Regions from separate parts of the Homo sapiens genome. Here region 2 is linked to region 1. Evidence: chromatin contacts called from ENCODE Hi-C data. All regions are on one chromosome and are shown on one strand. Each heading gives the region's core, a stretch centred on a gene start or an enhancer-like site at or near the end of the contact. The rest is flanking DNA. Distances are from core to core; before and after follow the strand shown.

Region 1 (3,780 bases), core at 894-3,393:
AATCCTCTGTAGAGCTCAACCCTAAGAATCCACTTAAAATACAGCACTTCCTTTTCACTCTGAATATGTCCTTAGTGCTATATCTGCTTAAGAATCTGGATCTGCTTAAGAATCTGGATCTGCTTAAGAATCATGAACGAGGATCTGGAATTTTCTCTAAGCTGGCACCTCACCTCTCACACTGCAGGAGCCATGGAGAAAACAGCTCTCCATCTATTACAGGGCAAGTTGCTACCCAACACCATATCTCCTCCAACCCTGGCCCCTAAAAACAGCCCATGGAAAGCAGTATATGGTTTAGCAACACATTCAGGATCCTGGGACCACTGGCTATACCAACTCATAGCCTCCTCACCAGCCAAGAGCAAACAGAATCACAACCAGCCCCAATTCCAGGGTTACTCGACAGCTTTCCTACGCTAATCTTATTCCTGAATCTGAGTCAACAATAGTGATCTCAGTGGTTTGGCAATTTACCCACTTCCTATTGGACAAGGAAAAGCTATTACTAACTCCACCCCACTGAAACAAAAACACTCAGAATTTAACAGTACCGTTCTTTCTAAATCAACCTCCAAAGATCTAGAATTTACTCATTCATAAGACTATAAATCTTCTGTTGGCAAGAGTTCATTCCCCAGCTTCCATCCACACTACTGTATATTTAAGGGTCAAATTCAAAGTAGAAGAGCTGAGGCACCCACAGGAACACACAATCTCAAAGCCTGTGTCTGAAACCTGCCCCTTATGCTTATTTAGGAGACAAAGGGGAATGATAAGGAATGGAGCATCAGCTGCCATCCACTTGCAAGAAGAGTTTTGCAAGTGCCAGGGAAGGGAAGTGGTCCTTTGTTTCTAAAGTGCTACTGGGAAAATGAATTCCTAACAGTTCCTGGACAATGCAATGGTTCGGGTTCAGAAGAGCTTCATTTACACAAAGATATGGCCAAAGCCACATAGAATAATCTTGGAGAATGACACCTTTTCCATGTCTGTTTATGAGATTACAGACCCAAATGTCTACGGAGACTCGGTAAGTAAGAAAAATTAGGGAAACTGGATAAGAAATTCTTTAATCCAAGGAAAATAGACTTGGTCTTATGTTGCTCTTGGTTTTTTCTTTTGCAGTTTTACTTTCAGATAGAAACAAAGAACAAAGAATTATCTCCCCTCTGTGGGAAAAACAACAGTGCAAGTGCAAAGCAAAAAAGCTGTCACTCGTCTTCATGGGGGAGGTGGGCAACAGGGCATGGTGGGGACTGCGGCAGAACAGAGAGCACACACCCCACCTAAAGGAAATATCTGTCATTCAGCTCAACCGGTAGCTGGCATGCGGGAAGGCATGATCAGCAGTTAAAGATTTTTTTCAGTTTTAAACTGTTGCCTCAAACACTATTCAAGCCAAACCAAGCATGTCTGTGGACCACCAGTTTGCAACTTCTGTTGTCTGTGTCTTCCTCTGAATCTATCTGAGCTTCACCCTAGGTCATCATTACATGTTATAAAGTCATCCATCTCATGCATTAAGACCAACAATGAAGGATGCCTGTCTATATTCTTGATTCACCTTACAGTCAAACTCAGGAGAGTATCTCCAGGTCATCCACAAAGGAGGAACTTGGGCTACTTCCCTTTTTCTTCCAATACTCAAGGACACAGTGCCATCACTGGAAGGCAATGGTAATCTACTATTTGGAGACAGAACATATGAATCTGCACTACTATGCGTGCTCTGATGTAATAAACCATTGAGGTCCTTCTGCAAGACCTTTGTGCATGGAAAGAATTAATAATATGCCATGATAATCTGGGTGTGGTACAGGTGAGAGACAGAGGAAGTAAGAAACCAGAAGATGCTGCAACTGGCAGCCCCCAAACCACAGGTAGATTTACTGAGTGTTTATTATGTGCTAACCACTGTGCTAAGGACTTTACTTGTATTATCATTCATTCTTCACAATAACTGTATGAAGTAGACACTACCATTATTTCTTCTTTTAAAAGTGAAAAGACTGAGACTCACATAAATTACTTGCATAATGTCACACCACTAGTAAGTGCCAAAGCCTGCACTTGAACCCAGGTGTGCCTGAATCTAAAGCAAAGCCCATGCTTTAATGACAATGTTGTACTGCCCCCCTGTGCATGTAGCATACATGTCCTGGGATCCAGAAAGACCAGCATCTTAAGGAGAAGAAGAAAGGAAGGAAGGAGGGAGGGAGGGAAGGAGAGTTGGAAAGAGGAGGGAGGGAGGAAGCAAGGGTCAACCCTCTAAGAAGGTTTTGGAAGTAGCTTCTAATCAATTATTTAGAAAGGATCTGATCCTCTCAGCACTTTGGGATGCCGAGGCGGGTGGATCGCGAGGTCAGGAGATCGAGACCATCCTGGCTAACACGGTGAAACCCCGTCTCTACTAAAAATACAAAAAAATTAGCCAGGTGCGGTGGCAGGCGCCTGTAGTCCCAGCTACTTGGGAGGCTGAGGCAGGAGAACGGCACGAACCCGGGGGGCGGAGCTTGCAGTGAGCGGAGATTGCGCCACTGCACTCCAGCCTGGGCGACAGAGCAGGACTCCGTATCAAAAAAAAAAAAAAAAAAAAAAGGATCTGATCCTAATAAATGAATGAATCATAACCTATTAAAGCCTGCAACCTTAGTATTTTTAGAGGAATGTTCCTAAAATAATTAGGATCATAGCAATAATAATAGTCTAAAAAGTAGGTATCACCAACCACATCAGATAAGTTCTTACATTTTTATGAGAGACTGAAGTCGTAAAACATCGGGAAGCCCAAAGACATCTTTGGCATATTAAATTGCATGGCTCTTAAATGCAACAGATATTGACTGAGTTCCTATTATGTGCCAGTCATCATGCTAGGTATCAGGGACATAGAAGCAAGCAAATGTTAACACACTGCACAAGGACAAGGCATTATTCACTGATGGGATGAGTGAGACTCAAGGAGAATGCAAATACCTGTTACTACTATTGATAACAAACTATGAAAATATAGCTTCTGTTTCATGTATTTTTTTTTCATTTTTACTATTCTATCTCACAATCAACAGAAATGTACATAAGTGGAATGTACTGGTTGAACTGTTTCTTCTATCCAGAATTACATAATAGCTCATTTTTGGTTTTGATTTTAAAAAGACAAACTCATTTTATATTTAGAAATTGGTAAATAAACTGGTATATTCAACCAATAAAACTCCATATTTCACCAGGCAGACTAAAGAGTAAAAATAGGGTTGCCTCAATCACCCTCCCAATCAAGTCCATTAACCACCATACCCCATTCTTTGTTAAACCAGAATCAAACAGCAAACAGGCATGCTCTCATTTAATTAAAAGAAAAAAAAAAACTCCATGACAAGTTCAAACTACATGAATTCTAAGACTCCAAGAACTTCTCCACTAACTTATTTTACAGAACAGCCAAAAAGCAATTCAGAAACTATGGTATCGTCTCCCAACTCAAGTCATGGAAGTCAGAGTCATATAACACCCTCTGAGGAAGGAAAACTCCATTTCCTGCCTGAAATGTCATGGCATTGAGACCAGCACTCTAATCCAACCAGCAGGAAGGCAAAATAAAATATTATTTCAAACAAGGGGTGAGAAGGGGAGGGAGGGGAAGTCTGAAACCAGGAAAAATGGATTCATGTGTTGCAAAAGATAAAGGCACGTTGCACCAGGAGGGAAAAGTAGGACTGCCAGGTTCTCAGCACACACAGGACAGTGAAATCACTCATCTTTTCTGCACCATCCTAA
Region 2 (3,654 bases), core at 334-2,833, 580 kb before region 1:
GATCCTGTGCAGGTCACTTTTGACAGGTGAATAATGAAAAGGTCTAGTATATTGGAAACCACAATGTGACCTAAAAGAAGAAAAGTGTTGCAAGTACAAGGACATTCATAATATTTTGCAATAGCAAAAATTTAGAAAATAACCCATCAACAAGAAAACAGATTAATAATGAAGCATTTATACAATGAAATACACAGCAGTGAAAACAAATAACCTCTAGCTAAATACAACAGCATGAATGAATCATGAATCACACACAGTTTGAAAGAAGTCAATATCAGAAGGATACATATAGTATAATGCTTGTACAAACTATAGAAATATGCAAAACAATAAGTTTACATATATGTGTAGTGAAAGTATTAAGAAATGCATGGAAATAGTAGTCACCAAATTCAGACCACTAGTTGCCTCTAGAGAGCAGAATGTGATCAAAGAGGACTAAGTAGGGACTTAAACTTGTATCAATATTGTTTTCATTCTTAATCTGTAGTCAATATGTGGGGGTTTGTAATATTTTTATTTACACATTTGTGTTTGTCTTAAATATTTTACAATACCTTTTTTTTTTTTTTTTTTTTTTGAGATGGAGTCTCACTCTGTGGTCCAGGCTGGAGTGCAGTGGCGCAATTTCAGCTCATTGCAACCTCCGCCTCCCGGGTTCCAATTCTCTTGCCTCAGCGTCCCGAGTAGCTAGGACTACAGATGTGTGCCACCATGCCCAGCTAATTTTTGTATTTTTAGTAGAGATGGGGTTTCACTGCTGGCCAGGCTGGTCTTGAACTCCTGACCTTGTGATGACCTTGTGATCTGCCTGCCTCAGCCTCCCAAAGCGCTGGGATTACAGGCGTGAACCACTGCCTTTGTCTACAATACCTTTTTAAAAAGAAAATGACAAAGGCAACCATTCATTCTGCAAACATTGACTAAAGGCAAGCAACATGCCAGACATTGTGACTGGGTGTTGAAATGTTGCAGTGAACCCTCTGATGCACTGGAGAAGATGGAAGAAGTGTGTTTAGTACTAGAAAGCATAGGGAGCTGTGGAAGTGTGTGCCAAGGAGTCCTAATGTAGTTCAGGTGACTTAGGAAAGCCTCCAAGAGACAATGAAGCTTAAGCTGAGACTGGAGAACGAAAAGTTGTACTTATCAGCAAAGAAAGGAACAGTTCAGATTGATCCCATTCAAAATTTCCGTGTCTGAAACTAAACATTAGCGCAAGGAAGGCAGAAAGGACAAGCCAGATCACACACCACAGGATCTCCTGTCCATTCCTTGCTAACATTTAGACTTCATTATGCACTGCCTGTAGCTCACATGGTGCCACATGCCAGCAAGTACCAAGTAGGGTGGGAAGGGGAGTGAAGGGAAGTGGGTATTCAAAAACATTTCAGTGACTTCACATTCTCCTGAGATCCAGAACAGTTCCCATATTCTCTCCTAATACAGAAGCAATTTCAGACACTGAGCATAGGGAGGCAGGGTATGAGTGTGAGCTGGCTGAGCCTTTCCCTCCCATTCCTGTGAAGGAATTACTCTGGCAGATTTCCACATTGTAGGTATTTTACCATTTGTCATAGGCAAGTTACACAACTCAGTTAGTGATTAAATTACCAACAGAGCTGCTATTTGAGTAAGGAAGGTTCAAGGTTGTTTCTTGCTCCTGCACTTTGTTTTAAATGCAATTGGATTAATTCTTTCTTAACCTCCTTGTTTAGAGGAAGAAAACAAAAATCCTGTCTGGTCTCCAATAGATAGGGTAAAAAGCGGCATTTTAACTAACTCATCAACCACTAGGATCCCTGTGTCTAACCTTGGTCCTTTGTTTAGATTTATAAAGTATGAGATCATTGTCAGTTTCATTTATCTCTGTTATTAAATGTACTGGGCCTCCTTCAAATGACATTATATCTCCTTATCTGATTCAAATAAATGTCTTACTCATGGCTAGAATGTAGATGGTGAAATCTCATTGTTAACTCAATAATTGAAATAATCTCATTGTTTTGCTTTCCTAATAGAATCTTAAATTGATTGCTCATGCCTGGAATTTCACTTAGTTTCACCAAACTTTTCTTAAAACTGCTGCTCTTATGCATTCTTTTTGTCTCAATGTTTCTACAAGGATGGAGCATTCTTGCTCTAAAGATAAATGCTTTTAACTAGCATTTCTCTTGGTCTGTTTATCTTATAAAAAATAAAAGTAATCACTCAATATTTGTGTTTGTTTCTATTAGTTATGATTAAATATACTGGTGGTATAGTTGCTAAAGGCACAGGCTGTAAAATAAGCACTAGGTTTGGATCCAAGCTCTGTGACCTTATAGTGACTTAACCACTGTTTTCTCATTTATACAATTGAGATAATAATGGCTATCCCATAAGAGTGTTGTGGGAATTCATAGAGATTATTTTGGGTATGTTACCTAAGCTGGGTGGCTCGTAGTAACCATTCAGATTTTAGCAAATAAAATACTGTACTCTGTATTCAGCTTGACTAGAAATGTGGTTTATCACTTAAAGGTTTGAATTGACCTTCTGAATTGTGACTCGTGAAAGGGATTTTCTTCCTGTCTTATACCATTCTGTACTTAGAGTGTTTGCATCTGAATCGTTAGTATTCCCTATCTTATGTATATAAACTATCCTCTAAATTAATTTTGTTTGATTTGGTTTTATTTTCCTGGTGATTTTCCCAGCTGCCCCAACTGCGACTCTTGGTATAGAAGAGGCAGTAGACTGCACTTCACCTTCTTCAGGTGAATGTCCCAAACAGAGCATTTGAGGTCCCCAGCTACAGCAGTCAGTGCTGCCTGGTAACTAAAAGCAGCAGCCTGCATGGCTGGAGGGAGTCAAGATAATGGAATTGGATTGTCACCCACAGTCAGCCTGAAACAACCATGGCTACCACCCCAAGTCCCATGCACTTTCTTGCATTTGGGGCTCTACACATACCCTTCCCTCTGCCTGGAACAATCTTTCCTACACTTCCCCCTTAATAAGATAATTACTACTCATTTATCAAGTCTCAACTTATATGTCATCTCTCTAAGAATTTATTCTCTGACCCACAGACTTAGTGGGAATCTCTATCATGTACCCCCACGACATTCTCAAATTATCCCTATTATGTGCAAGCAGTCCTTGTGCTATGGATTGAATGTGTCCCCCAAAGTTCATGTGTTGGAAACTTAATCTCGTATGTGACAGTGCTGGCAAGTGGGACCTAATGGGAGGTGATTAGGTCATGATCATTATCACTGGAGCAGGTTAGTTATCATGGGAGAGAGTCTGTTATAAAAACAAGTTGAGCTCCTTCTTGCTCTCTTGTGCTCACCCTCTCTTGCCCATCTGCCTTCTACATAAGATAATGTAGCACAAAGGCCCTTGTCAGATGCTGGGACCATGTTCTTGGACTTCCCACCCTCCAGAACCATCAGCCAAGTAAATGTCTCTTCATTATGAATTACTCTGTCTGTGGCATTCTGTTATGGCAGCATAAAACAGAGTAAAACACTTTGCTTTACACAGTTCCACTATGCATGAACTTCAATGACCACAATTTAGTTAAATAGCACCAGCCCTTCAACAACACAGTTCAAATTTCAGTAACCATGATATATGAACTATAAACTGTGAGCTGCTTGCTCTTTG

The links. A loop is a pair of places that touch in the nucleus more often than their neighbours do. Pooled maps may share reads with other maps.
Region 2: a loop to region 1 is called in a map of MCF 10A, with 4 times the contacts of the local background. The contact joins two enhancer-like sites. A Hi-C loop is called at or near these places in 1 of 168 maps with a recorded cell type or tissue (MCF 10A), 3 of 37 single-sample maps with no recorded cell type and 5 of 50 pooled maps.

What each region holds. Positions count from the first base shown.
Region 1 is chr5:142,922,679-142,926,458 of GRCh38, reverse strand. The region is part of intron 10 of ARHGAP26 (Rho GTPase activating protein 26); the gene reads right to left. Among named protein-coding and RNA genes, the nearest start is that of ARHGAP26-AS1, 56 kb to the right of the region's middle. Within about 2 kb of position 2,143, at least 3 of the 41 ENCODE cell types and tissues checked have a DNase peak (open chromatin) inside an H3K27ac peak, as active enhancers do.
Region 2 is chr5:143,505,305-143,508,958 of GRCh38, reverse strand. No RefSeq gene overlaps it. Among named protein-coding and RNA genes, the nearest start is that of NR3C1, 100 kb to the right of the region's middle. RefSeq lists an enhancer at 1,441-1,735. Within about 2 kb of position 1,583, at least 7 of the 41 ENCODE cell types and tissues checked have a DNase peak (open chromatin) inside an H3K27ac peak, as active enhancers do.